Linked DNA regions of Homo sapiens: region 1 is linked to region 2. Evidence: read pairs that join two places in POLR2A ChIA-PET (ENCODE). Cell type or tissue: MCF 10A. All regions are shown on one strand. Each heading gives the region's core, and the rest is flanking DNA. Links, peaks and the distances in the headings are about the cores only.

Region 1 (14,281 bases), core at 1-8,000, 120 kb after region 2:
GTTTGTCACACAATGCAGAGAGAAGCCTCAGAACCTTTAAATTGAATTATCATAGTGAGATATTTTACAGTGTGGTACACTCCTAACACAAAAAAAGGACTGGACATAGTTGCACAGGTTTATGTAATTAAACAATTAAAAAAATCAATTGATTATATTGAATGACCACATGCACCTGTAAACACATTGAGCAAATAAGTACAAATTTATAGAAGAAAAAACCAAATATCTGTATTCCTAGTGCTAAGTGATTCAAATTGTATTATTATTCAAATTGTATCATTGATTTTCTGTAAAACCATATTAACTTTTAAATGGGGAAGATACTGTTCCATAGGATTTTTGTGGAAATTCCCTGAATTGTATCATAATGGACCCCTTTTAATCAGAATTTGCATGTTGATGTCTTGCTTAACCTTGATGATTCTAATGCTGTGAAATCAATGAGTATTTTGTAAGATATTTTATAGTAAGGTTAAAGGATATTTCAGTCTTCTGAGTCAAATTCCTCTCATCAAACTTCTGTCAGACAACTTTCCTGTGTTCATAAAAAATTTGAATAAAAATAATAACACATTTGAATTATGGTTTCTTATTATAAAGATAACTTGCCATTAAAGACTTTTCTAACTTTAGATTTACAAATCAGTCATGATTAGCTTGGAATAAACTATCATTTTACTGTAAATTTATTTAATGTAGGAAATAAAGACTAATAGACACAGGTTCTATACATTCCTGTTAAAGGTACTTAAGAATAGCTTATTTCCACTGCAGTTCAGTATACATTACATATTGAGGTGTATATTGCATATCATATTTCAGCATATCATTTCTAATTTAGATATGAATTTTAAATTATTCATCAAATACTGTATTCCTTTCTTTGTTATATTGATGAGAATATATTACCAACAGTAATATATTTTTTGCTTACTTTTCCTGCTGTGCTCATGTCGTTTCTGTCTTCTCTGCCCACCAGCAGACTGTGAGTCTTTGTGGATTTCTTCTCTGCTTGAGTGCATAAAGCAGATATATTGCACAGATATTTATTTTGTTTGCTTGTGTAACATCCAATTCCAATTCCACACGTGATCTATGTCTTTAAGCCACACCCACTGGATTATTCCCAGACTGTCAAAACAGATAAAAGGGTACTGAACCAGCAATCAAAATATTGACTTCCAAATTCTAGATAAGATTTTGTTTTCATTAGTTTAAATATTAAGTTAAAGTGATAAATTGTAATCACTTTCTCTTTTCCTCACTTCCCACCCCCCCCCGGCCTCTGGAATTCCTTGTTTCTCTTCTTTCAATCCCACATAGGTCGTTCTGCCTTGTATTCCCTTTGTCTGCACTAAGCTGCAACTTTGAATGCACATGGGGTGGCGAGGAAGGAAGAAGAGTAAGAAAACAGGAAAAACGAAGTAGGATAGAGAGAGCAGCCTCTTTGTCTTTACAGCAGAGAATCAGACACCCAATTAGTCACAGCAAAGGGGATCACTGTGCCTGGCAATTCTGCTCCACTCAAAACTAGTATGTATGGACTGAACACCTCCCTGTGTCAGGCACTAAGCTGGGTCCAGTGGAGTAGCAGTGATGAATAAGACATGACCTCTGCCTGTGCCAAGAGGCAGTATGGGGCAGCGGTGATGGCATGGCTTGTGGGACCAGGCCAACCCAGTTCCTTACTTGTTCTGTGTACTTGGACTTATTATTTCACTGAATTTTTTTTGCCTTAATTTCCTTATCTGTGAGATGAAGATGAATAATGGCGTCATTTTAAAGGACTGTTTGTGAATAAATGAAATAATCCTTGTAAAGCACTCATCATGGAGTTTTGCAGATAGGAGCACCCTCCTAAATGTTAGCTACAATTATTATTCATGAAAGAAAGCTCACAGTTTATAGTGAAAAGACACGCAGGAAACCAAGTCTACATATCAGCCTGGCTGGGAAGTGCCCTATCACAGGGGTCAGTTAATGCTTTGGGAACAGAGACAGAGTTGCTATTCAGAATGAAGGACTCAGGGGAGGCATTGTAGAGGAACAGGCATTTGTGGCAGATTTTAAATAATTGTGAGAAATGGAGCAAAATCCTCACTGGATCATTTCCATTACCCTTTGATCAATGTAGCTAGTATCCTCATGGCTTTCCAAGCATAGGAGTTTGATTTTTCTTTTATCCACACTTGGAGGCGTCATAAAACTATACAGGCAACTATTTAATTAGATATAGTCTGTCAATATGAACATGTTAGCATAGAGGACATATTTCTCTAAAATTGCCAAGGGAACATTTCAGTAAGCTTTAATTATGTAGGCACTGAGACTCACACCAAGACTGAGAAACATTCACCCAATAGAAAGCAAAGGAGGTCCTATGATTTTAGTTGCTTCTAGTTTGGAAAGGTATGACGGAAAGAAGATAGCCCCAGATAACCTGGCTTTAGCCTTCTCATCCAACTATTCCTCACCATTCTCCAATACAGGGCCTATGCTCTTTAGAAGCATGTATCTCTGTGGTCCTCCAAAGAGGAATCCATTCCTCATTCAAGCTCTTGCTCATCATGCTTTTTCTCTTCTTTTCTGTCCCTCTGGCCCATTCAAATCCTCCCCAAACTTTGAGATCTAGGACAAGGTCGCCCTTGTGGAGATATGTTAACGCCATCTCACAGTCATGCTTCACTTCTTTCCATCCCTGTCATACTAGCATCCCTCCTGTGGTTTTAGGGCCCATTCTCTTTTGTGGCCTTTATATTTAGTGTAGAGATCAGTCTCCTAAGTTCTACTGGAAATTTCTGGTCAGAGATGTTCTTGAATTTCATTTAAATCTTCAACTGTACCTAGTTTCATGTGTACAATAGGTGTTTAATGAAAGATTGTTGAATTCTTGTGCTCCTTTATGTTAGGACACGCACTGTTCTATGAGCAGTCCCATAATCCAGAAGATCTGGTGTCTCCTCTTTAAGGGATTACAGATTAGCAGTGGGATTGGCTGTGGTCAGGTAGAGAAGACAGAGAACCCTCCTGTGAAGCAGGAAGTGGTGAGTGCCAGGAGAAAGTTCAACGTGGAATCAAAAGAGGAAGACCCTACTCCGTCTTTTCATTGTGAATTCTCAGCTCTTAACTCAATGAGTGGCACAGGGTGAGTGCTCAGATATTTGTTGACTAAATTAAATGAATGACATCTAATTTGAGAATGAGGAAGCCTTGAAAGAAAGATATTTTATTAAGATTTATTAAGAAAGATGAGTTGCAGTTGAGAGGTATAGATGCAGTCAGCATATGGACAAAGAATCTTGAAAACATTTTTCTCCCCTAATACCCCCTTTTATACATTTTTCTGTTTAATCCTCTCTCACACCTGTAGACATAGCATTTCAGGGAATTATAGCCACTACCACCTTGTTTTCAAGGCCCTAATGAATTTGGAAATGTGATATCCACTTATGAGCTTGCATCACTTTGTGAACACATGGCTCCATGAACTGCCAAAAGAACTTTGGCACAAACTTCATAGAGTCAAGAGATCTTTCTTAATACCATCTGGCAACTACTCTGTGCTTACTCTTTGCCCCACCTTCTAAAAGTTTAAATGGAGGGGAAGAGCAGTTGTCACATGATTGAGTGTCAGTGTTCTAGTATCAGAGGGCCATGGCAGGCCTGTAGCAACATCTGGAATGTCCAAAGGTAACCCTGTCACTCTCTAGGGGTCACAGGGCATCACTTTCCTCTGTTTCTCTCTCTGTGTGTGTCTCTGTAAGCCAGCCCGATTCTATATTACATTTCCACCAACTACTATATTATAAATGCAGCTTATCCAGAGAGATGATATGCTTGCTTCAGTTTGGGTCAGCGATCCCCGGTGTGCTAGGCAGAATAATGGCCCTCAAAGAGGTCCACTCCTAATCCCTGGAATCTAGGAATATATTGCTTTACATGGAAAAAAACGAATTTTGTAGGTGTGATTCCGTTAAAGGTCTTGAGATGGGAAGACTAGCTTGGATTATCCAGGTGAACCTAATCTAATCTTATGGCTTCTTAAAATTGGAGAGCTTTTCCAGGTTGTGGTCAAAGAGGGAGATGTGTCTACCCACAGCCTGTAGATGGCCATGTTTGCAAGAAGGGTGTGTTAATTTTCTATTGCTGATGTAACAAATTACCACAAGCTCTCTTGGAAGGTTAGTGGAAGGCAAGGACTGGCATCTCTAATATAATTATGCATGTAATGATGAGTAGTGCAGAGATGTGACTCCAAAGCCTCGAGAAGGACAGACTAGCATCTCTGTAAGAGATCCAACTGTCTCCTTTTCCCCATGGGCCAATAATTTACCTGGATCTAAGAAATAATATTGTAACTGGCAGAAAGTACCTTCAGTACAAATTCTTCATTTTTGGGGTTAAATCATTTGGCAAAATGGTAAGATTAATATTATTGTAAAGATGATTGCTAGAAAAAAATTGTAACATTTCAAGTATGTGCATAAATAACAGACTTTAAAGCATTTTTGGGGATGAGATGCAAAATGAAGAGTGGGAGAGGGACTTTAGTAGCAATAAATAGAACTTGAGAATGGAATAGTTACATAAATAATCTATAGAATATTACAATAAGTAGAGTAAATTTTAAGTTCCTAGAGGAATTTTTGAAAATACCCACATTCAAAACCATGAATTCTTACTCAATTAGCATTTCATTTTGATTTTGGTACTGAAGCCAAAGATGTTGAGGGAACTGAAATGCTTGCTGGACTGGCTGTGGCTGTGGAGCCTGGAATTCTTCCATGAAGAGCGTGTGTGAGAGAACAAAATGTTTGTTTACATTCCTCCTGTGAAGGCAGTTGGGAAATAATCTAAGAAGCCCAATCCAAAAACAGAGATGTTCCATCCAGCCTTCTCTGTGATAGCCAAACTGCAAACGATCTGAATGCTCCACGAATGATTTACTGATGTATTTTAAATGAGTTATTGATGCATTTTAAGTTATTCTGATGATGTGCTTGGCATATGCTTAAAAGTACATTTACTGAGATGATGTGGGAATACCAAGTGTTTATTAAAACAATACAAAGTAATACAAATGGTATGGTTGTCACAATATAAAAATATCTAAAAGCTAAAGAGTTCTTTAATGGTGGAGAATTTTTTCCTTTTGAAAATTAAAAATATATTTTGTTGTAAAAATTACAACTGATTAGTATCAGTATGTAACATCCATGGAGTGCTGACTTTGCTAATCTCTGTGCACACATTGCCTTACTTATAGCAATGTTTAGCATTAACTTATCAGGTAGATACCATTGCCATGCACATTTTACAGATGAAGACACTGAGGTTTAGAGAGATTGTATAAATTTCCCAATGTAACACATCTAGTGGTGGAGCCAGGATCCCAGGAAGCCTAACTCGAGTTTAATAACCTAAATATCAATAAAATAGCTAATATCCTTGTCACTGTAAGTATGTGCCACTTACTGTTCTAAATGCTTTACAATTAACAGATCATGTAATCCTCACAATAATACTATTAGGCAGATTCTACTGTTATTACCATTTTATACAAAATGGTATAATACATACAAAATATGTATTTTGTATGTCTTCGTCAGCCTTAAAGCCACTTTTGAATTTTTTAGCATATTTTCCCAGAACATGTCAATTTTATTTCCATTTAAATTGCTTGAGATATGAGATGATGACATAGTCCCTGAAAATTTTATTCCCAGCTGTGTATCTCCCTGGAGTCTTTGACTTACTTCCATGTGGGCAGGAGGTGCTTTGCATCAGGCCACACCTGCCATCCTGGAGCCTCCTCACCCTCATCCTGGGGAATCCCTTCCCTCTTCTCAGGGTGAGAGCATCAGCTTCTCAGATACCACATCTTTCTTTGAATTAATTTATCAGTTTTGGGGCACTTCATTAGTAATCTTCTGGAGAAAAAGTTACACCAAGGGGTGAATTTATTGAGATCTTTTCTTTCTATTGGATTTCTACTGTGCTGTGATGAGTTTTAATTCTCAAGAGTTTTTTATGGCAACATATTCTTTTTTCATGTATGTAATATCTTTTTACAAATATTAATAACAGCTTTTAAAAAAATTTTGAATTTTTTTATTTCATGGATTATTTCTTCCAACTTCTTTTTTCTTTGCCTGTTTCTATCTTTCCTATTACAAAGCTAGAATCACTCCACATTTCTGATGATCTCGGTTGTCTTCTGTTGCAGGATGGGGCACTAATGAGCTATTGGGAAGCTCTGAATACAAGGGTGGCATCTGTGTCATGTGAGATTTGCTACAGAACTATCTGGCGGGATTAATTGCTGGGGGATATAATGTCAGTAAGAGTAGGTATTTTCTCTTGGGCTGGTCAGATTTTTCAAAGGATGATTTTGGAAGTTTCCATGTAGAAGACACATGCCCAGCTGCCAGCACTCTGGGGCCCAAGAGGGCAATTGAAAATTCAAATATAAGCCACTTGGGAGAAAAAAGGCAAAACCCAGGACTACCCAGGTAATTCCAAAAGCTTGTTCGCATTAATCTTGCAAGACTATAGCCAAAAATCTATTGGACCTTATAATAATCTCATCTTTAATAGTTCTAAAAGTTTTCTATTTAGGCCTGCGAGAATTTTCTTATATCCAGACTTAAATGTCTGCCATTGATAATCTTAGATTCCTGAATGATCCAGTAAGAAAACATTTCTATGACTCTATTACTCCATAATGCATAACATCTTCTTAAGGCTTTAGAGGTGACCGAGACAGTTTATATTATTTTGACAATTATTTGGTCAGACTTTTTTTAAATAATAAAAATTACAATTACAATACCTTTATTTTACAATTACATGTACATGTTGGCAGCTGGAGTCTTTCTTTATAGTTTCTTTATAAGTTAAAAAAGTAATAAAATTATAAATCTCATCCTAACTAGTAAAACCAAACAGTTATGGTTAAAAAGTTAACTTTAGTTCTTCAACTCTTTTCAGATCCTTGTTTCTGAGATGAACAGCCTGTTCTGTATATTTCTATATCTTTCTCTATGCTCATACAAACCTATATATAATTACAAATTTTAATTTGTTTTGTCTTTCACAAAAATTGGATCATATAGTACACATTACTGTGTAACTTGCTTTTTATACTTAGTGATGCATTATATTAATCCCTCCGGATTTTAAGATATAATTTTTTTTGACATGAGGACTTGCTCTGTTGCCCAAGCTGGAGTGCAGCGGCACGATCATGGCTCTGCCTCTGCCTTCCAGGCTGCAGTGATTGTCTCACCTCAGCCTCCCAAATAGCTGGGACTACAGTTGCATACCACTATGCCTGGCTAATTTTTGTGTTTTTCTGTAGAGACAGGTGCCGAGACCAGCTTGGTCAGGGAGACCCTAACCGAGCGGGCCTGAGCGTTAGAGGAATTAAAGACACACACACAGAAATATAGAGGTGTGGAGTGGGAAATCAGGGGTCTCACAGCCTCCAGAGCTGACAGCCTCAAACAGAGATTTACCCATGTATTTATTAACAGCAAGCCAGTGATAGGCATTGTTTTGATAGATTATAGATTAACTAAAAGTATTCCTTATGGGAAACAAGGGGATGAGCTGAAATAAAGAGATGGGTTTGGCTAGTTATCTGCAGCAGGAGCATGTCCTTAAGGCACAGATTGCTCATGCTATTGTTTGTGGTTTAAGAAAGCCTTTAAGCGGTTTGCTGCCCTGGATGGGCCAGGTGTTCCTTGCCCTCATTCCAGTAAACCCACAGCCTTCCAGCATGGGCATCATGGCCATCATGAACATGTCACAGTGCTGCAGAGATTTTGTTTATGGCCAGTTTTGGGGCCAGTTTATGGCCAGATTTTGGGGGCCTGTTCCCAACAGACAGGGCTTTGCCATGTTGCCCATGCTGGTCTTTAACTCCTGAGCTCAAGGGATCTCCCTGCCACAGCCTCCTAGAATGCTGGAATCACAGGTGTGCCTGACATCCGACTCCCTAGTTTTTAAAAGATTCACTTACCATTCAAAATAGGGAGTTATCATTCCTTATTTTGCCAATCAGTAAGTTTAAAATTCTTTTTTCTTCTACAAATAAGGCTGCAGTAAGTAGCCTTGTCTCTATATTCTTACACAAATATACTTTTATTTTTATGGAGTTGATTCCCAAGTGTGATATTGCTTGGGGCGTGCATGTTGGAAATTTTAATAAATATCACAAATTGCTTGTCAGAAACCTAAGACAATGCACATTTCTACCAACAGTGTAAGCTAATAGATAAGCAGTAATATCTCATTTTGCTTCATTTTGTATTTTTTGACCACTTCCAAGGCCCAGTGCCATTTAGTATGGCTGCTGGACATTTTAATTTCCTCTTCTGTGAATTTCCATCATTGTCCATTTTCCTATTATCTATTTTTAAATAAAAAAGCACTTGGATACTAGAGATATCATTTTTTGTCAATCATATATGTTGAAAATATTTTTTCTTGTCTATTATTTTCTTTCATAGTTTATTTGTTTATACCAAAATTTGAAAATTTTATCCATGCTCAGAATTTGATTTGAAATACTTTTATGAAATTATTGGAGTCAACTTCCCACTTTGTTTTTATATATCATGAGAAGTCAAAGAATCAAAGCAATATATTCTCACAACCATACGCATTTTCTCCCCATCCTCTTCAGCCTTGTGTCTATCATCCTGTTTCAGCACTTATAAAGTCACTTCTGTGGAATACTTGATTACAGACCTAGCCAATAATTTCTACGCTGGAATACATATTTATATATAAATACAATCCCTTAACTATGTAAACTATCTGCCCTATAGTACAAATTCCTTTACATAATATTCTTGAAAGTCTTAAATAGAAGCAGGCCAATCAAATTTCTTTAATAACTTTTTAAAGAATGTCAATCACATTCTTTAATAATTTATAGGAACTTGACATCGAGAGCATCCTCATGAATTCTATTGCCATGTTGTGTGCTATGGACTGAAGTTTCGTGTTCCACCAAAATTCACGTGTTGAAGTCTAATCCCCAGTGTGATTGTATTTGGAGGTGGGGCTTTTGGGAGATGATTTCACTCTCTTGAATGGGGTTAGTGCCATTATAGGAAGAGACACAAGGTGATAATTCATTCAGTCATGTGAGGATACAGAGGGAAGGTGGCTGTCTACAGGCCAGGAAGTTGCCCTTCACCAGGCACCAGTTCTGTTGGCCCCTTGGTCTTGTACTCCCCAGCCTCCATAACTGTGAGAAATAAATGTCTGTTGTTTAAGCCACCCAGTCTGTTATGTTTGGTATAGCAGCCCAAGCTTATTGAACATGATGATAGACGGAATTCTAAGCTGACTCCCAAGATTCCAGCTCCCTGGTGTACATGCCTTGTATGATCCCTTATGCTTACATGGCTTGGGGATGGAACCTTTGAATATGATGGGACAGCCACTCCATGGATTAGGTTGTGTTACAGAGCAAGTGCTGATGGAATAGTCAGGTGTGTGATCATCTGACATTATAGGAGACTCTGTTGTGTTAGACTTGAGGGGTTTTGGAGTCAGGAGTTTGGGAGCATGAGAGGATGTGCGGAGGGAACCATGCTGAGATTGTTCCCTGGTCAACAGCCAGCAAGAAACTGGAAGCCTCAGTCCCACAGCCACTAGGAACTGAATTCTGGGACCAGCAATGTGAGCCAGAAAGAGGGCCTCAAGCTCCAAAAAGGAACACAGGCCAGCCTATACCATTGAGACTGCAATTGGAGCAACTAGTTAAGCTGTTTCCAGATTTTTGACTTGCAGAAACCATGAGATAATAAATGGTGTTCATTCAAGCCAATAATTGTGTGGTAATTTGTTACTCAGAAATAGAAAACTAATATACACGTGAATAAATGTTTTATATAATTAATCACTTTCAACTCTGGTTATTTTTTCAAGCACGTTTTCAAAAACTTTAGAGTAAACTTTTATGTGTAATTAAGGGAGATGTTTAGAAAGGGATCTCTTCCAGGAAAGCCTTCAGAAAGAGGAGAGAATTTGGACAAACTTTTTCATGATATAAAAAAGACTGGTGAGTAGAGATGCCAGTGTCACTTGGGATAAGATTTTCACTTGTAGGAAGGCATGGGAGAAACTGACAAGATAATGTAACTTACTAAAAGTGTTTAAAAATAAAAAATTCAGCTTCAAATAGAAAAAAATTATAGAATAGAGACAAGATTTAGCATAATTTATGAAAGATTATGATGTAAGAATTGAAACATAGTATAACATAATTTTAAAAATTCTATATACTGGCTAAATGATAAAATTGCTTTTATTTCTGCTTCTGATATTCACATAAGGAGTTTTAAGTGGAGGGTTTAGCCAACAATTTTTGTAGTTGTGAAAAAGTAACAAAGAGACTGTAAGGACTCCATTATTAATTGAGGTCAGAGATTCTTGCCCCACAAAAATGACTAAGAGTTGGCCCTACAACAACTGTACCTCCCATTATTTTCTTTTCTTATTTTTTTTATTTTTATTTTTTTGAGATGGAGTCTCGCTCTGTCACCAGGCCAGAGTGCAGTGGTGCAATCTTGGCTCCCTGTAACCTCTGCCTCCTGGGTTCAAGTGATTCTTCTGCCTCAGCCTTCCGAGTAGCTGGGACTATAGGCGTGTGCCACCACACCCAGCTAATTTTTGTATTTTTTTAGTAGAGGCGTGGTTTCACCATGTTGGCCTGGATGGTCTTCATCTCTTGACCTTGTGATCCTCCTGCCTCGGCCTCCCAAAGTGCTGGGATTACAGGCATGCACCTCCCATTCTGAACGGGAGGTAGACTTTGCATAAAAAACTGCATTTGAAAATCCTAGAGGGCCTTCAAACTCATCAAGTCCATTTCCCAAACTTTACCATTGTGATGGTTTGAATATTAGTCCTTCAAATCTCAATTTGAAATTTACTTGCCATTGTAATAGTATTAGGAGGTGCCATTCCTAAAGAAGGAAGTAGGCTAGCCAGGCCCAGTGGCTCATGCCTGTAATCCCAGGACTTTGGGAGGCTGAGGTGGGCAGATCACTTGAAGTCAGGAGTTCGAGACCAGCCTGGGCAACATAGTGAAACTGTCTGTACCAAAAAATACAAAAATTAGCCGGGTGTGGTGATGGAATCCTGTACTCAGGAGGTTGAGGTAGGAGAATCAGTTGAACCTGGGAGGCAAAGGTTGCAGTGAGCCGAGATCATGCCATGCACTCCAGCCTGGGTGACAGAGTGAGACACTGTCTCATAATACATACATACATACATACATACATACATACATACATACATACATACATACAAAGTAGGGCAAAAGGCTCTGCCATTATGGGTGAGGTTAACTACATTACAAAAAGGTAGATTTAGCTTTTTCTTGCTCTGTCTCACTCTCTCACCTTCTACCATGTGATGATCTAGCAAGAAGGCCTTCAACAGATGTTGGCACCTTGATATTGAACTTCCCAGCCTTCAGAACTGTGAGCCAATACATTTCTCTGTTCATCATAAATCACCCAGTCTCAGGTATTCTGTTATAGCAGCAGAAAATGGACTAAGACAACCAGCTTCCCCACAAATACCTGATACTGTCTTTAGATCCTAAGTTGGTAAATTTGGACAACCTTTGGACAACCACATCAAGTTGTTAGGCTGATGCTTTGGAATTAGCTTTCTTCCTCTTCCTTTTTTACCACACACTCTTGATATTGATGACATGTCACTGATATGTTCTAAGAATGTCTCATTTATCTGGTTCCCTGCTTTTCCTTTGTCACTACTTGAAACAGAATCCATTCTGTCTTGTTCACAGCTAAAACCTCCTCATTCTCTCTATTCTTCTCCTCACCCTCTCTATTCTTCTCCTCACCTCTAATACACCCTCCTCAAGGCCAAAAGAATGAGTTTAATATGCCAATCTGATCATATCATCAATCTTCTCCAAAAAGTTTTAACAGCGTTCTTGTTCTTAGAGGGTAAAATCTAAACTTCTTGTAAGGAATCCAGGAATCATTGTTACTTGGCCATAGACCTTTCCCATTGTGAAGTTTACAGGCCATTAATTTTAAGTTCTTGTAATTCCTTAACGTGCTCTGCTGTTTCCTGCTGAACCCTTGGTCTTGGATGCCCTCCTCTAGTTTTGCTTCCATCAAACTCCTCCTTATTCTTTAAATTTAGGCATAAATATTTGCATTAGGTACCAATCAATAGAATGGAACTTTCAGGTTAAAAGAGAAAATTGCCATTTTCTCTTTTAGGTATTCATTTTGGATCTAATACTTATCCCTGCCCTGCCTCATTCTTCCTTTTGCTCAGAACTATTGTGAGAGATGGAGAGCAGATAGCTCAGAGAACCACAAAGCTCTTTGACTCTCAGAAGTCAACTAGCACATTTTGAATGTCCTCTGTCTTTAAATGTCCCTGAAGAAGGAGAAGATACCAAATGTAAAATAAATAGTATTTGACTGCTCCAAATTATTTCTGCTATTCATTACAGTTTGAAGATTTTGGAAAGATTAAATCAAAAGCCTTAGAATTTCCTTCCATTAATGAAATAATTTATTCTGGCTTTTGTTTTGCTTCCAATTTCCTGAGGTTTTAATTAAGGTTCAAAATAAGTATTTAGTCTTGAAGTTATTTCTGAGCTCTTTTCTCCCACCTACCTAAAACATGGTATCATCTAAGTGATGTTTATTATTTAAATTTACAATAACCTAAAAATGTTTCAATACTGTAGCTATAATTTAACTTCCACTTATAAGTGAATACATGTGGTATTTGGTTTTCTGTTCCTTTGTTAGTTTGCTAAGGATAATGGCCTCCAGCTCCATCCATGTTCCTGTAAAGGACATGATATCTTCCTTTTTTATGGCTGCATAGTATTTCATGGTGTATATGTAGCACATTTTTTTTTTATCCAGTTGGCCATTGATGGGCATTTATGTTGATTCCATGTCTTTGCTATTGGGAATAGTGCTGCAATAAACATAAGCATGCATGTGTCTTTATGGCAGAACAATTTATATTTCTCTGGGTTTATACCCAGTAATGAAATTGCTGGGTCAAATGGTAGTTCCGTTTTTAGCTCTTTGAGGAATTGCCACATTGCTTTCCACAATGGTTGAACTAATTTAAACTCCCACCAACAGTGTATAAGTATATCCTTTTCTTTGCAACCTTGTCAGACCTAGCCATTCTGACTGGTATGAGATGGGAACTAAATGATGAGAACATATGGACACAAAGAGGGGAACAATGGACACTGGAGCCTCCATGAGGGTGAAGCATGGGAGGGAGAGGAACAGAAAAAAGAACTATTGGATACTAGACCTAGTACCTGGGTGATAAAATAATCTGTACAACTGCCTATGACATGAGTTTACCTACATAACTAACCTGCACATGTACCCCTGAATCTATAATAAAACTTTAAAAAATAAAAATAGAAAAACCAAAGAAACAAACAAAAAACTCAAAAACTGTAGTTATATCTCCTTAAGGCAATTAGATATCTTCCAAAACACAGTACGTTATTGGTTTCTGAGTGAGTAGTAGTCTTTAAATACATTTCCATAAGAATTATCTGTTGATCTCTCTGACCTGCTTTCACTGATAACTACGGAGTTATTTGCTGAAGTGTCAAATACCTCAAAGAGCAAGCCTGGAAACAATGGAAACCAGATATTTTTATCTCTCTGGTTATCTTTGTTTATTAGTTTTATTGGTAAGGTGTTAAGCAACCTGTGGGTTCTATGGTGATTGTGATAGTGCCGTGCAGGTGATCTGGACCCTGAGATCTAAGTAAAAGAAATGAGCAAACCAAGTTAATATATGTAAACATCCATCTCATTAAATCAGTGTTTGGTACCAGCTCCACTTTTACTTTTGTCCCACCAATTTTTCTTTCTCTTTTTATCCAATGGACCACTTCCTGAATGTTGCTAGATATTTGATAGGCAAATAGAATTTAATGTACTTTAATAAAATAGTTATTTTAACAGTTTCAAGGAACATTTGGTTACAGAAATGAATAGTCAGGTGTCTAAGCATGTGTTTATCAGATATAGATTTGCTCTCACTATACTTCAACATGTGAGCAATTTTCTAATAATTCTGTCGGGATGACTTTCTTTCTAATCCCAGGGCAGCATGTATGATTTATAAAGTAGAAAAAAGTTAATTCAGAGTTTTGTTTGTATGCCCTTTCTGGAGGTGCTAAGTCAGTGCACCTCACACAGTTATTAATTAAACCGTC
Region 2 (16,231 bases), core at 8,232-16,231:
ACTCACCATGAGGATTGCTTTAAGAGTACTTGGGTGTCCTCCAGCTTAGTTCCATGTTCTCCAACCGTCACTCTGGTGACCCTTCGACGTGGATAAGAGCCCCCACGTATAGGCACCACTTGCCGAGACCAGCTCAGTTGGGGAGACTCTAACCCAGTGGCGCTAGAGGAATTAAAGACACACACACAGAAATATAGAGGTGTGGAGTGGGAAATCAGGGGTCTCACAGCCTTCAGAGCTCAGAGCCTTGAACAGAGATTTACCCAAGTATTTTTTGACAGCAAGCCAGTGATAAGCATTGTTTCTATAGATTATAGATTAACTAAAAGTATTCCTTATGGGAAACAAAGGGATGGGCCGAAATAAAGGGATGGGTCTGGCTGGTTATCTGCAGCAGGAGTGTGTCCTTAAGGCACAGATTGCTCATGCTATTGTTTGTGGTTTAAGAACGCCTTTAAGTGGTTTTCTGCCCTGGGTGAGCCAGGTGTTCCTTGCCCTCATTCTGGTAAACCCACAACCTTCAGCGTGGGTGTCATGGCCATCACAAACATGTCATAGTGCTGCAGAGATTTTGTTTATGGCCAGTTTTGGGGCCAGTTTATGGCCACATTTTGGGGGACCTGTTCGCAACACATTGATATCATCATATGGTTTTTGTTTTTAGTTCTGTTTATGTGATGAATGACATTTATTGATTAGAATATGTTGAACCAGCCTTGCAGTTTTTGGATAAAGCCTACGTGATTGTGGTGGATTACCTTTTTGATGTGCTGCTGGGTTTGGTTTGCCCGTATTCGGTTGAGGACTTTTACATCTATGTTAATCAGAGTTATTGGCCTGAACTTTTCTTTTATTTTTGTGCCTTTGCCAGGTTTTGGTATCAGAGTGATCCTGGCCTCATAGAATGAATTCGGGAGGAGTTCCTCCTCCTCAATTTTTTGGAATAGTTTCAGCAGGAAGGGTACCAGCTCTTCTTTATACATTTGATAGCATTTGGCTGTGTATTTGTCTGGTTCAGGACCTTTTCTAATTGGTAGGCTTTTTAATTACTGACTCAATATCAGAACTCATTATTGGTCTGTTCAGCGTTTCAATTTCTTCCTGATTCAATCTTTGGAGGTTGTATCTTTCCAGGGATTCATCCATTTCTTGTAAGTTTTCTAGTGTGTGTGCATAGACGTGTTCATAATAGTCTCTGAGGGCTTTCTTGTGTTTCTATGGGGTCGGTGGTAATGTCCTCTTTGCCCTTTCTGATTATGTTTACTTGTATCCTCTCTTTCTTTTTTCTTGATTAGTCTAGCTAGTGATCTGTCAACATTTTTATGTTTCGCTGCCATCCTAGAAAGGGGCTATAGTGCTGCAGGTGTCCACTTTCAGGTGGTGCCTGCATATCGTGCAGAATCATCTGTGAACCAGGCCCTAGTCTTCTGTTTCTCTGTCAACTGATCATAGGGAACTCCCCATGAGGCCTTCAGTGCAGGCTGGTGGAGACAAGGCAGGGAGGCAGGAGTGGAGACTATGGGCATTTGAGCCACTTCCTCATGTAACTTACTTGTGCCTTCAGGACCTGCTCAAGCCTGATCACATATATACCACTTCCATTTGATGATGGGATGCTCCTGTACATGACCCACTTTATGGCTAGATGGGTCAGAAAGCACCCAGTTCGTGATAGGCAGTTCAGGTCGCATGGTGACTTGATGACCCATAGTCAAACATTCAGGTTCCACCAAAGCCCAGTAACAGGCCAAGAGCTATCTCTCAAAAGGAGAGTAGTTATCTGCAGAAGATGGCAGGGCCTTGCTCCAAAATCCTAGATGCTCTTCTGTGATTCATCTACGGGGGCCTGCTAAAGGCTCCAGTCACCATCCTATCTGCCACTGACACCTCAGGCACCTTTGGATCTGCTGGGTCATATGGCCCAAGTGGCAGAGCAGCTTGCACAGCAGCCTGGACCTGTTGCAGAACCTTCTCCTGTTCTGGACCCCACTCAGAACTGGCAGCCTTTTGAGTCACTTGATAAATGGGTCAGAGTAACACAACCAAATGCGGAAAGTGTTGCCTCCAAAATCCAAATAGGCCCACAGGGTGTTGTGCCTCTTTCTTGGTTGTAGAAGGGGCCAAATGCAGCAACTTATCCTTCACTTTAGAAGGAATATCTTGACAGGCTCCACACCACCAGGCCCCTAGAAATTTTTACTGAGGTAGAAGGTTCCTGAATTTTAGTCAGATTTATTTCCTATCCTCTGGCACACAAATGTCTCACCAATAAGTCCAGTGTGTTTGCTACTTCTTGCTCACTGAATCCAGTCAACCTAATGTCATCAATATAATGCACCAGTGTGATATCTTGCAGAAGCTAAAAGCTATCAAGGGCTCTCTGAATAAGATTTTGACACAAAGGCAGGGAGCTGGTAAACCCCTGAGGTAAGACAGTAAAAGTATATTGCTTGCCTTGCCAGCTGAAGGCAAATTGCTTCTGGTGGGCCTTATGGACAGGAATGGAGAAAAAGGCATTTGCCAAATCAATGGCTGCATACCAGGTATCAGGATATGTGTTAATTTGCTCAAGCAATGAAACTACAATTTCAATTATGTCACCCCAATTGGAGTCACCACTTGGTTAAACTTGCAATAATTCATTGTTATTCTCTAAGATCCATCTGTCTTCTGCACAGGCCAAATAAGAGGGTTGAATGGCTATGTGGTGGGAATCACCACCCCTGCGTCTTTCAAGTCCTTGATGGTGGCACTAATCTTTGCAGTCCCTCCAGGGATGTGATATTGTTTTTGATTTACTATTTTTATAGGTAGAGTCAGCTGTAATGGTGTCCATTTGGCCTTCCCACCATAGTAGCCCTCAGTCTACAAGTCAGGGAGCCAATGTGGGGGTTCTGCCAGCTGATAAGTATGTCTATGCCAATTATGCATTCTGGCACTGGGAAAATGACCACAGGATGTGTTCAGGGACACACTGGACCCACTGTAAGTCAGACCTGAACTAAAACTCCATTAATTACCTGACCTCTGTAACTGCTACTTTAACTGGAGGACCACAATGATATTTTGGGTCCCCTGGAATCAACATCAGCTCAGAGCCAATGTCCAGTAGTCCCTGAAATGTCTGATTATTTCCTTTTCCCCAGTGCAGTTACCCTGGTAAAATGCTGGAGGGCTCCTTGGGGAAGGATGGGAGAAAGATTCACTGCATAAATTGTTGGTAATGTAGTGGGGTCCTTTCTTTTCTTTTTTTTTTTTTTTTTGAGATGGAGTCTCGCTCTGTCACCCAGGCTAGAGTGCAGTGGGGCGATCTCGGCTCATTGCAAGCTCTGTCTCCCGGGTTCATGCCATTCTCCTGCCTCAGCCTCCTGAGTAGCTGAGACTACAGGCACCCGCCACCATGCCCGGCTAATTTTTTTGTATTTTTGGTACAGACGGGGTTTCACCATGTTAGCCAGGTGTGGGGTCCTTTCTTAAGAAGACTTGGCCTCCCGCCTCTGCCTCCTGGGTTCAGGCGATTCTCCTGCCTCAGCCCCTCGAGTAGCTGTGATTACAGGCATACTGTGGCCACCCTGATTGGCTAACGGGGTTTCTCCATGTTGGTCAGGCTGGTCTCGAACTCCCGACCTCAGGTGATCCACCCGCCTTGGACTCCCAAAGGGTTGGGATTACAGGCGTGAGCCACCGTGCCCATCTTGGTTTTAATTTTTATCTTAAATTTATTTTTAGTTTTGTTTTCAGAGATAGGGTCTCACTCTGATTGTAGTGGTAGAATCAGAGCTCACTGCAACTTCAAACTCCTGGGCTCCAGTAATCCTCCCTCTCCAACCTCCCTAAGTAGGTGGGAGCAAGTTTGTCCAAACCTCAGTCCACAGGCTGCATAAGGTCCAAGACAGCTTTGAATGCAGCCCAACACAAATTTGTAAACTTTCTTAAAACATTATGGTATTTTCTTTCCAATTTTGTTTTTTCTAGCTCATCAGCTGTTGTATTTTAGGTAGAGATGCGGGTCTCACTGTGTTGCCAGGCTGGTCTCCAACTCCTGGCCTCAAGCAATCCTCCCACCTTGGCTTCTCAATGTGCTGAGATTATAGGTGTGACCACTCTCAGCCCATTTGCCTGTTAATGGGTATTTGCATTCCAGGTTTTGTTTTTTTTTTTTTTTTGAGGCAGGATCTTGTTGTGTCACCCAGGTTGGAGTGCAGTGGTGCGATCATGGCTTACTGCAGTCTCCATCTGCCAAGCTCACACGATTGTCCTTCTTCAGCCTCCCTAGTGGCTGAGATTGCTATGTATTTTTAGTAGAGACAGTGTTTCACCATGTTGCCCAGGCTGGTTTCCAACTTCTGGCCTCAAGCAATCCTCCTGCCTTGACCTCCCAAAGGGTTGGGATTACAGGCAATTACAAATACAGTTGCTATGAATATTTGTGTACAAGTCCTTCTGTGGACATGTGCTTTCATTCCTTTTGAGTAAATACCTAGGGATGGAACATCTGAATCACATGCAAATAAATATATGCTTACCCTTTTAAGAAACTTCGTAAGTTTTTTCCAAAGTGGTTGTACCATTTCATATTCCCAATAGTAGTGTATGAGTTTCAGTTGCTCTATGTTCTGACAAATTCTTGGTATGACTAGTCTTTTGGAATTTACCATCAAATAGGTAGGGTATGTTGTTGAGGTCTTAATTTGTATTTTTCTCTTAATCTGTATTTCTCTAATGACTAATGATACTGCATATCTTTTCATGCCTTTATTTGTCATTGATATATGGCTTCTTTGATGAAATGTCTCTTCAAACCTTTTGCTCATTTGTTTTTTGGGTTATTATTGAGGTATGAGAGTTCAAAAAATAGACACTCAGGATATAATTTTTTTTTTTGAGACAGAGTCTCGCCCTGTTGCCCAGGCTGGGGTGCAGTGGTGTGGTCTCGGCTCACTGCAACCTCTGCCTCCTGGGTTCAGGTGATTCTCCTGCTTCGGCCTCCCGGGTAGCTGGGACTGCAAGTGCCTGCCACCATGCCAGGCTAATTCTTGTATTTTTAGTAGAGACGGGGTTTCACCACGTTGGCCGGGCTGGTCTCAAACTCCTGACCTTGTGGTCCGCCCACCTGGGCCTCCCAAAGTGCTGGGATTGCAGGCGTGAGCCACCTCGCCCGGCCTGGATACAAATTATTTACCAGGGCCCAGCGTGGTGGCTCACACTTGTAATTCTGGCACTTCGAGAGGCTGAGGCAGGTGGATTGCTTGAGTCAAGGAGTTCGAGACCAGCCTGGGCAACATGGGGAAACTCCATCCTCTATAACAAATACAATAATTAGCCAGGCATGGTGATGCACACCTGTGGTCCCAGTTACTAAGGAGGCTGAGGTGGGAGGATCGCTTGAGCCTGGGAGGTCAAGGTAGCAGTGAGTCGTGAGCATGCCACTATACTCTAGCTCTTTTGAGACACAGCAAGACCCTGTCTCAAAAAAAAAAAAAAAAAAAAAGAAAAGAAAAAAAGAAAAAACCAAAACACACTCACAATCTTATCCCATACGTGATTTGCAAATAGCTGCTTCAGTTTTTGGCTTGTCTTTCCATTCTCTTTCTGGGGCTGCAGTGAGCTATCATACTCCTGGGCTCAAGTGATCCTCTGCCTCAGCCTCTCAAGTAGCTGGGACTGTATGTGCATGCCACCATGCCTGACTCAAATATTTTTGATGCTGTTGTAAATGGTATTTTAAATTTCAATTTCAGATTGTTCATTGCTGGTGTACTACAAATGCAATTGACATTTGTGTATTGATTTTATGACCTGTAGTCTTGGTCATTTATTTCATCTGATAGTTTTTTGTAGATTTTGTGCCAGAGTTTTCAATAAATAAAACGATAAAACCAGTTTTACTTCAAAAAAAAAAAAAAAGAACTGGCCTCCCCTTCATTCAAGAGGTTCTGGGTCTGTAAACTGGCCCAAGTCTGGAAATTGCTTGAGGGGCTGTGATTCTCTGTTTTTGTAACTCAAATTAGTCTTTTGTCCATTCGACCTGAAAGTTTTCTGCTTATATAAGTTAAGTAGGAATGCAGTAGCTTTCCTATCAATTTTGCTTCTAGGAACACCATAATTAATTAGCCAATGCCAGAGCTCTACATGAGGCAGACTATTCTGATTGCTGCTTTGCCTTTGCTGTCGATTACAGTAGTTACGTACACCTTGCCTTTAATGTTTGAGTGCCACCACTTGGCCCCTGCCACCTCAGGATCCAATTATTCCCATTGTATTTAAATTTTGTAATTGAGTGACTATCGATCCCACTGTTAGATCTAACATACAGTGAAGAGCAATCACAGGGCTCTTCAAGGATGCAAGTGCTACCCTCGCAAATCTATTTCACAAAGCATTGGTTACAGGTATATCTTCTGCACCCTCCCAGTTGGGATGAGTAGATCTAAAGTGACTAATCCACTCCACCATCCCAATTTCTGTGAGCCTTTTGATCCCCTCCTCTACATCAAACCAAGGGAGATCAGGCATTTCCAGCTCGCTCACAGTGGGCCATCTTTTAATCCATATTTCAGCTAACCAAGCAAATAAATTATTAGAACCTTTTTTAACTCCCCAAGCTGCAACATTAACTGCAGAATCCCTACTTAGTAGGCCCAAATCAATAAATTCAGCCTGACCCAGTGCTATGTTCCTTTCACCATTATCCCACACCCTTATTATCCATTCCCATGCCTGTTCTCCAGATTTCTGCTTATATAAATTAGAAAACCCAAGCAGTTCTTTTCGAGTGTAGTGTGCCTCCCCATGGGTCACACTCAACCTTACCTCTAGGGGTCTGTGGGGACTTTAGTCTAATTATAGGTCTAGAAGCAAACGGGGGTGTTGGGGGTGGCTCCTGAGGTGAATCAACATTATCTTGCCTGGCAACTGTTCAAGGGGGGCCATCACTATTGCCTCAGGCAGTACAGGGTATATCTCTTCAGACAAAGGTGGAAAGGCTGATGGCAGCATGGGTTGGGGAGGGGTGTTGCCGCTGCTGGAGATGGGGAAGCTGTTTCTTCTGGCAAAGAAGGTTCATCAGAGTTTACAAGCTCAGTGTCCCCAGCTTCATCACAGTCATCCCACACATCCCCATTCCAAGTTTCAGGGTCTCATTCTTTTCAAATCAATGCCCTCACTTTAACAGGAGACACCTGGTGGGGCTCTCCATGCACCTATCATTGCAGGTCAGCCACTTGCATGATAAGAGCTTGTGTCTGTTTTTCCACAATTTCAGCTCTTCTCTACAGGAGATAAGACTGTCAGGGCAATCTTAGCAGATTTGAGGCTCAGTATCTGCTTCTGATGCCTGGAGTTAGAATCCCTGAGTTCATCATTTTCTTTCTTCACTCTGTCCAGTGAACTTAGGAGCAACCAACCAACTTCATTGTGTCTCTTGGTTCTCCACATATAGTCAAAGGTATTACTTATAGAGTCACTAAACTCCTTGCCTCTCATGAGTGGTGAATCAGTAGTGTCAAATGCATTTATTTTGCATAACTGTCTAAACAGTTCATACCAAGGACTACCAGTATTCTCCATACTATTAGAAGTAGAGTCCTTAGCATTTTTGGGTGTAATCATATTAAGCAGCCAACTCCAGAAATCCCAAAACCAATGAAAGAACTCCATCCTTAATATTCTGTTCCTCTAGAACCACTCCTGGTGCCAAAATCTGTATTAGTTAGGGTTCTCTAGAGAAACAGAACTAATACGTAGGTATTTTATGTATATATATATATACACGCACACACACACACACACACACATATATATAGGAGTTTATTAAGAAGTATTAAGTAACATGATCACAAGGTCCCACAATAGGCTGTCTGTAAGCTGAGGAGCAAGGAAGCCCGTCTGAGTCCCAAAGCTGAAGAACTTGGAGTTTGATGTTCGAGGGCAGGAAGCATCCAGCATGGGAGAAAGACGTAGGCTGGGAGGCTAAGCCAGTCTAGTCTTTTCACATTTTTCTGCCTGCTTTTAAATTCTGGCCATGCTGGCAGCTGATTAAATGGTGCCCACCCAGATTAAGCGTGGGTCTGCCTTTCCCATCCCACTGACTCAAATGTTAATCTCCTTTTGCAACACCCTCACAGACACACCCAGGATCAATACTTTGCATCCTTTGAATCCAATTAAGTTGACACTCAGTATTAACCATCACACTGCCTTTTTCTACTTTTGTTTGCTCGGTTGATTTCTCTCCATCTTTTTACTTTGAGCCTCTTCTGTCTTTGTATGTGAGATGGGTCTCTTGAAGACAGCATATAGTCTAGTCCTGCTTGTTTATCCAATTTGCCAATCTGTGCCTTTTAAGTGGGGTTTTTAGCCCACTTACATTCAAGGTTAGCATAGATAGGTGGAGATTTGATCCTGTCATTGTGTTGTTAGCTGGTTATTATCCAGAATTGATTGTGCAGTTGGTTATAATGTCAACTGTCTATGTACTTAAGTGTGTTTTTTTGGTGGCCAGTAATGGTTTTTCATTTCCATATTTAACATTCTGTTAAGTACCTCTTGTAAGGCATGTCTGGTGGTAACAAATTCCCTTAGCATTTGCTTGTTTAAAAATAACCTTATTTCTCCTATACTTATGAAGCTTAGTTTTGTTGGATATGAAATTCTTGGTTGTAGTTTCTTTTCTTTAAGAATGCTGAATACAGGCCCCCAATCTCTTCTGGTTTGTAGGGTTATTGCTGATAGGTTTGCTGTTAGCCCAATGGGCTTTCCTCTATATGTTATTTGCCCCTTTTTTCTAGCTGCCTTTAATATTTTTTCTTTCATGTAAACCTTAGAAAATCTGATGACTATGTGTTGTATTATTTAGTTCTAGTACTGCTATAAAGGAATACCTGAGACTGGGTAATTTATAAAGAAAATATGTTTAATTGGCTTATGGTTTTATAGGCTGTATAGGAAGCATAGCAGCTTCTGCTTTGGGGGAGGATTAAGAAAACTTACAATCATGGTAGAAGGCAAAGTGGGAGGGAAGCATGTCACATGGATGGGGCAAGAGGAAAGTTGCAGGGGATGTGCTACACATTTTTAAACAACCAGACCTCATGAGAAGTCATTCACTATCATGAGAACAGGACCAAGGGGGAAATCCATCCCGATGATCCAATCACCTCCGATCAGGACCCACCTCCAACATTGGGGATTAAGATTTGACATGCAATTTGGGCAAGGACACAGATCTAAACTATATCATTCTGCCCCTGACCCCTCTCAGATATCATGTCTTTCTCACATTTTGAAATACAATCTTGCCTTCCTAACAGCCCCTCAGAATCTTAACTCATTCTAGCATTAACTCAAAAGTTAAAGGTCCAGAGTTTCATCTGAGACAAGGCTAGTCTCTTCTACCCATTAACCTGTAAAATCTAAAACAAGTTAATGATTTCCAAGATACAATGGGGATACAGGCATTGGGTAACTACTCCTATTCCAAAAGGGATAAATTGGCCAAAAGAAAGGAGCTACAGGCCCTACATAAGTCCTAATATAGTTCACGATAGCCTACATAATAGGCCCTACATAAGTCCTAATATAAACTTGAGTATAAGAGTGCATTTTAAAACTGGCTACCAAAGGGGGCAACTAGAGTTTAATCTCATGGAAAACTCTCTGGCCTTGTTTATTTTGTAGAGACTTCTACCAGTCACTTGTGGAGGGCTGCTTGGTGGGGTATAAATTCCCTAGGTCTTCTGGGCTGTTTTAACAGAAGTAGGCAGATCAATCTTCTATAGTTCTGGCAAAAGCCCTCAGACATGAGAGTGCTGACACCAGCAGCTGAAAGCTAATGGGGCACAGAGAAGTGGTAAGGTCCTAGGAATATGGATGAGGTACTGATGGCAGCAGCTACAAGAACCTTTCATGTAACTTGTACTCACAGCCATTGGCTTTAGATGCAAAATTTTTCTCCTTAATTGCACCTTAATACACAGCTTCTCAATTGTGCCTTAACGCACAGCTTGTCAATTATTTTTCCTACTTCCAGTCTCTGTCCTCTTCATACTATCCTCCACAGTGCTGCCAAAGGCATTTTGTTTTTCTTTTTGTGAGACAGGGTCTCGCTTTTTTGCCCAGGATGGAGAGCAGTAGCATAATCCTGGCACACTGCAGCCTCCAACTTCTTGGCTTTAGATTCTCCTACCTCATCCTCCCGAGTAGCTGGGACTAGAGGCATGTACCGCCATGTCTGGCTAATTTTTTTTTTTTTTTTTAACTTTTTGTAGAGAATAGGTCTTGCTATGTTGCCCAGGCTGAAAAGTCATGTTTTTCTGAAACACAGATTTGGGCATGCCAATCCTTTCCTTGAAAACCTCTGTAACTATCCCTGGTCTATAGAACTAAATCCTTCCCCCTCTTCATTGTTTGGTCCAGCCACACCTCTCTCTCACCTTTCTCACATTCACCATCACAGCCCATACTCTTTCACCAACTTGAACTTTTCTCATGCTATTACATAGGCTCGCAATATTCTTTCTCCACTTGGCAAAACCTGATGCACCCATTGAGGCTAAACTTCAGGTTTCCTTCTCTGTGTATTTTTCTCTAATCTCTCCTAGGTAGGACTAATTTTTCCCCTCTGTTTATTGGTTGATTTTTCCTCTGATATAATAGTTACTATATTGCATTTTAATTACTTTCATATCTGTGTCCCTAGATGTCAAGCTGTATAGAGTCTTCAATACTATGTACATTACTAAATAAATGTTGGTTGAGTGAGTGATTAGTTAAGAGACTATCAAAGCTCATCAAAAAGGCAAAAACAAAACAAAACAAGAACGAAGTTCATACTCTTGTCAGTCCTCCAGTGATTGGTCGTCTGGCTTATGAATGATGTTAGAGAGAAATAAGTGGGAGAAATCAAATTCTTTTGAAATTATTGCGTAGGGAAATGTCAAATTTCACCACTAGAGAGAACCCTAGTGTTAACTTACAACATTTAATAGGAAACTGAGGGTGTGTATAGGATTTAAAACATTTTCAGAAGCTTGTGCCAATATCAGTATAAAGGCTTCATTGTGAATATGTAGGAGCTGATGGTTCTCACTTGAAAATTATCAGGGAACATTAACTCTCAATGTTTGGTAGTGCATATTCCTGGTGGTGCAATAATGGGCTTTTGCATGTACCTTGTGTGTTAGTATGGGGCATTTATATTGCATGGACACATATTATTTTATTATTGTTGGGTGATAGCCTAGAATGTAATTATTCTTGTTCTCAGGTAAAAATATGAAAAACTTAAAGCTTCTCATTATGCAGGCAAAAAATGTAAAAAACTAGTTCTCCCTGAAGGCTGGACTCCTATAGTGTGGATCTGGAGTTAGGTAAACATTGCTGAAGTCCATAAACTGCCCCATGTAGTGACTGTCTAGGGAGGTGCAGTGACAGGGATTGGAAAGAAAGATTTTACTTTGTGCTTCAAACAAGACACTTAATGTGGACAAAACAGTGAGACTTAGAGACAGTTCACAGAGTCTATTCACAGAGTTTACTGGGCCTGATAGGATTCAAATGTGGTCTTGAAGCTGGCAACAACAGTGAATGGTTATACAGTGATATAGATAGTCTCCAGTACTTGGTAATATGTTTGACTGTATATTAACAGGAAGGAAAAAAAGTTCCTGCATTTGTGATAAAATTAGGTGAATTTTGCAACGAGCTACACCATAACAAGACATTCAAAGTGGCTTAAGGAACCGAGCTTTATTGGAGCAAAGAGTGTGGACACTGTTTACAACAAAACGTTTCCGGGAAAACTTGGATTTCCCAAGACCCGAAGACTCCTCCAAGTTCTCACTGTTAGTAAGGTCAATTTGGGGGCAGAACAGGAACATGCCTTAGCTGCTGTCAGGAAATAGAAGAGCAGAGCAGAGTTGGGCATGGAGGCTCCAGCTCAGACTTGGGAAGATGGAGAAGAGCCATCCCAAGTCCAGAGTGAATAGGTTTCATAGCACCCATCTCCTCTATTTGAAGGAAGCAGGCCCCTAAAGGGAAACACAGGATGCCCAACTCATAAGAATCAGACTGTTATGAGAGTCCTTTGATATCATGTGAAAACCATGATGGGAGAGAGAGACTGAGGGTGCAGCCCACCTTCCTGGCCAGTGTTAAATCAGGAAACTATTTTGTTTAGATCAAAAAATGATATTCCATTTTTTGGTCTCCCAAGGTCATCCAAAGTTTACTGACATGCAGGGACCCCTGTGTGATCTAGTGGGAGTCCAGAGCTAGGGGAGTCCAGCTGGAGCAGAAGAGTCTGCAACTAGGAAGGGAACTCTTGTGTGTATGAGGGTTGGTAATAGGCTCTTTTTGTATCAAGAGGAAGGGAAGGAAGTCATATCCCAAGAGGGCACTTAACCTTAGTCCTAATTCTAGGAGAACTAAGAGGGGCTGGGGCAGAAAGTCAAAGGGTCGGGGTAGAAGGATTGGATGCCACAAAGCATTACTGGGGCTCATTTTCCCCTAAGCCACTTCTTGGAGGAAAAACTCCATGGAACACATTAGTAAGAAAGTATACAATTATTCCTGTTTTATGTGAAGATTGGAATAAAAAACAGTTTTGTTATTTAATATTACAACCGCTTTGTAGGAAGTGTGGATCCTGCTAAATGATCCACCTCCTGTATGATGACTCCCCTCATCCCTTTTTTTTCTGCTGGATCCCTAGGTGGCTTAGTTATGAAGATGGGTACTATGAACTGCTGATAGTCAAATCATCCTGACTAATTGAAGAATAATTTGAATTTTCTTTGGCAATCCAGGAGAGGAGAGATTTGTGCCAAGGAGATAGGATAAGTGAGCATTTGAGACTGGGTTAACTTGATTCAGGTTAACCTGAATCTTCAATAAACTCATTAATGCGGAGTTTTGTTTCTTTAGAGTAAAATGGCAGAGTTTCATGTCTAGGCCTGTGAGAGAGACATATAGTGTACAAGAATATAAAGGTCCACAGGTAGAGGAACTATGAAAATGGGAGCATCTTGCATTGACCTTTTATGTCTGAAGGATGTGGAGTTGAGTGATTCAAGCCAACCTTAATCTAGCTCTGAAAAGGAGGCTGATCCTTGGTGACACTGGGTTACGTAAGAACAATTTTGATGAAATGGTTAGGTCAGAAGCCAGATATAGGTCCACTGCGGAGTGAATCAGAAGTCAGAATATAGAAATGGGATTGGGTGAATAATTCTTCTAAATCATGAAAATTACATCAAATGCCATTGAGTTGGTGAAATATCCTTTGGGTCTTGCATGTATTACATTGTACTTAAAGTAACAGGATACAGCGGATACTGAAAAAAAGAAGAAGAGAAAAAAGGTTGGAACATTTTTAGAGCAACATTTGTGTTTTGGATTTCAAATTCTCACTTTGTAGAGCAGTAAACTAGATTTTTTTTCTCTTTAGGTGAAAAATGAGAAGATTAAATAAGCCATGGGAAGATTTTTTAAAATGACATGAAACTCCAAGGGTAAAAAGTAGGTAAGCAAGCTTATACTCGTGTGGGGAATGCCAGTTTCTGGGTTATGGCTGGTTTCTGTTTTTTGGGTCAAAGATAGGATTCAGAATTAGGAATCCTATGAATAATTCCTCTTCTCCCCCAAAGTAGAACAACAAATACAACAATGGCCTATTTGTGAACTACCTTCTTATGTTTTTAAACTTGAGCTACAATTTTATAAGCTGACTTCCATTAATATGTCATGTAAAAAAAAAATCCATATTGGAAATACAATGCTAATGGCAAAAGTAACGGTAGGTGAACACTTAAATACTTTCAGGATTATGTATTTTATTAGCTAGAAATAAAACAAAATGCAGAGGGGAAGGAGATGCTTTACAAATTCCTGAAAGCCTCTTCAATTATCAGTATACAGCTTCTGCAGCAGGGACGACCCTTCTTCTACTCCCAAGCCAATACACCCTTTCTCTTGGTCTCAAACACACAGACATAAAATTTATGTGGGCAGTTTACCATTTTCCAGTTTTCATTAATTCAACTGCTTCATTGATTTTATCAAGATTCAGAGTATGAGTAATTAGTGGATCTAGATTCAACTTCTCTGCCATATAATCAGCAACCAGTTTAGGGATGTGCTGTCTGCTCTTCCAGCCTGGAAATACAGATTAATGATGAATTTTACACATGAGGCTTCATTATAAAGGAAAGGTCATTCAAAGTAACTGCTGAAGTTGTTGGCTTTGACTGAGAAAATCTAAGCCTGTCCCGTTTACTTGCCTCAATCATCAGGAGAATGCCTACCCCAACCACACACATTATATAGAGGGCTGTGTTCCTAAAGGAGACTTCTGGTACTACAGAGGAGAATTAATTCAAAGCAGATAGAATGTGGACCTTGCCTTGAGTGTTCCTGGTGTCATGTTGCAATCTCTGGGGAGCAGTGAATCTATATCTAATGTATAACAAAGGCCAAGGTCTTGGGAATCATGGAAAGAAGCAATTCAAATGTTAAATATAGCACATTTTTTTGTGTGTGCATTCCCTCATGTGTATGTTTTGATCTGCCACTTCATAAAAGAGTCAAATAGCTTAAAGGAAAAGAAGAACTCTCACTGTGGCAGCAGTCCCAGTGAAAGCTCTTGGGAAAAGAATGTGTACAAAGCAATATAAGAATAAAATGTGCTTTCTGGAAGTAAGAATTGAACAAGCAAAGATGGAGTTAGCTAAGGTAAGATGTAGTTTAGCATTGTATTTTCTCTATTCCCGTGATTTTCAAGAAACACATTAAATTTAGCACTGTGCTAAGTGCCACGCTCAGTGAGTTACCACACAGACTTTGGCAGTCTGCTCATTGCTAGAAAGGGTGGGTGTGGTGTAATTGTGCAAAGTATAATGTGGCGTAATCTGCTTAGTGTTCTATGCGGATTATTCTGTGATAGGATCTTGACAATTACTTGCTTTTCTTGGTTCTAGCTTAGGTTAGGCTCCCCAACTTCTTCTCCAAACTACCACAAACTCTTCTAATAGATTTATTTTTAATTTAAGTTTGTTTCTGTTATGTGTAACCAAGAATACTAATTACTGTTCTATGTCATGACATGAAGGGCCAGTGTATATTTCTATTTGTTTTTATATTTTGATTGGTGATCTGATAAAACATTTTTACATCTATGTCAACCCTCCACTTTTTTTCTTATTTCAACCAAATGACATAGGAAAGAAAATTCTAGGACCACAGACGGGACTAGGCAGTGTTTCTCAACAAGGGCACTACTGGCATTTTGGGTGGGGAACATTCTTTCTTTTGCACATTGTGGGAGGTTTAGCAGGACTGTCCAACACCTGTTAAATGCTATTGTTGATTGAAAATCATTGAACCAGAGGACTATACTATTTGTGGAATAAACTAATTTACATTAATGATCACTATATGAGTGCTAGAGTGGCCAGTGAATTAGTTTCATTCACTGAGGGTTTTAAGAATATTGGTAATCTTATTTTTATAAGACTTAGCTGAGTATGTGTATTTTGAATTAACATTATCATCTATAAATACAATAGAGAGAAATGGCAATGGATGTATTCAATGATCTTAAATAGAAGAACTGAAATTACAGTTCTTCTATTTAATAGATTATATATATAACTGGATTATTACTTTTTTTTTTTTGCTGGTCCTGCCATGTATCTACTCTTTATAAATGAATTAGGTAAGGCTTCTAATATCTGTAATAACATGCTGCCATAGCTTACTTGGGGACTACAGACAGCTCACTTGTGCAAGTAATTCAGGCACTCCTCTAATTCTCATCTCTTTTTGCCCAGGCATTCAGATTGCCCAGAGTTTCTGGATAAATACATTTCTTCGTAAATTTCAGATTTCTTGCTTATGAGCCCAGAATCTTAAGCAGATTTATTTAATTTAGTTTGTCTTCTACTTTTTCAATAAAATAGTCTTCTAAAGTCTATAAAAATGTTCCAGGACAGGTAAAAAACAGAAAATCAAAGGATTCTATAAGATATTTTTCCTCTGGGTAAAATAATTCTTATTTTTTTTAATCAATAGTATTTCTTTTAAATCAAGAATCCATTGTGTTTAATATATTTGAGTTGGTAGCGTGACAACTCATTTGTTTGGGATAAGATTTTACATGAGTTGAACAATGACAACTAATGGCTAAGTATATTCTCCAAAGAATCCCAGCTGGCAGGTGTATAATTTCGCTGAA

The links. Peaks named below come from ENCODE experiments on the same cell type or tissue, not always from the same donor. Only the 100,000 strongest peaks of a DNase experiment are listed, where the experiment ranks them.
Region 1: POLR2A ChIA-PET joins it to region 2 with 8 read pairs; 1 of 35 experiments calls an interaction of 5 or more read pairs at or near these places.

The regions. Positions count from the first base shown.
Region 1 is chr4:99,320,377-99,334,657 of GRCh38, forward strand. It overlaps ADH1B (alcohol dehydrogenase 1B (class I), beta polypeptide), which reads right to left and starts at 1,025. Exons shown (of 9, transcript NM_000668.6): 1 at 938-1,025. The coding sequence starts at 955. RefSeq lists a promoter at 991-1,297 and an enhancer at 1,191-1,297. In MCF 10A, for the core only: no CTCF peak of the experiment used is centred there; DNase peaks (open chromatin) are centred at 3,515 and 4,795.
Region 2 is chr4:99,190,910-99,207,140 of GRCh38, forward strand. ADH6 (alcohol dehydrogenase 6 (class V)) reads right to left here. Exons shown (of 9, transcript NM_001102470.2): 8 at 14,016-14,154; 9 at 11,730-13,334. The coding sequence ends at 13,310. It overlaps LOC100507053 (a long non-coding RNA gene), which reads left to right. Exons shown (of 10, transcript NR_037884.1): 4 at 13,448-13,522. Among named protein-coding and RNA genes, the nearest start is that of ADH6, 20 kb to the right of the region's middle. RefSeq lists an enhancer at 14,157-14,658. In MCF 10A, for the core only: no CTCF peak of the experiment used is centred there; DNase peaks (open chromatin) are centred at 11,812, 14,422 and 14,862.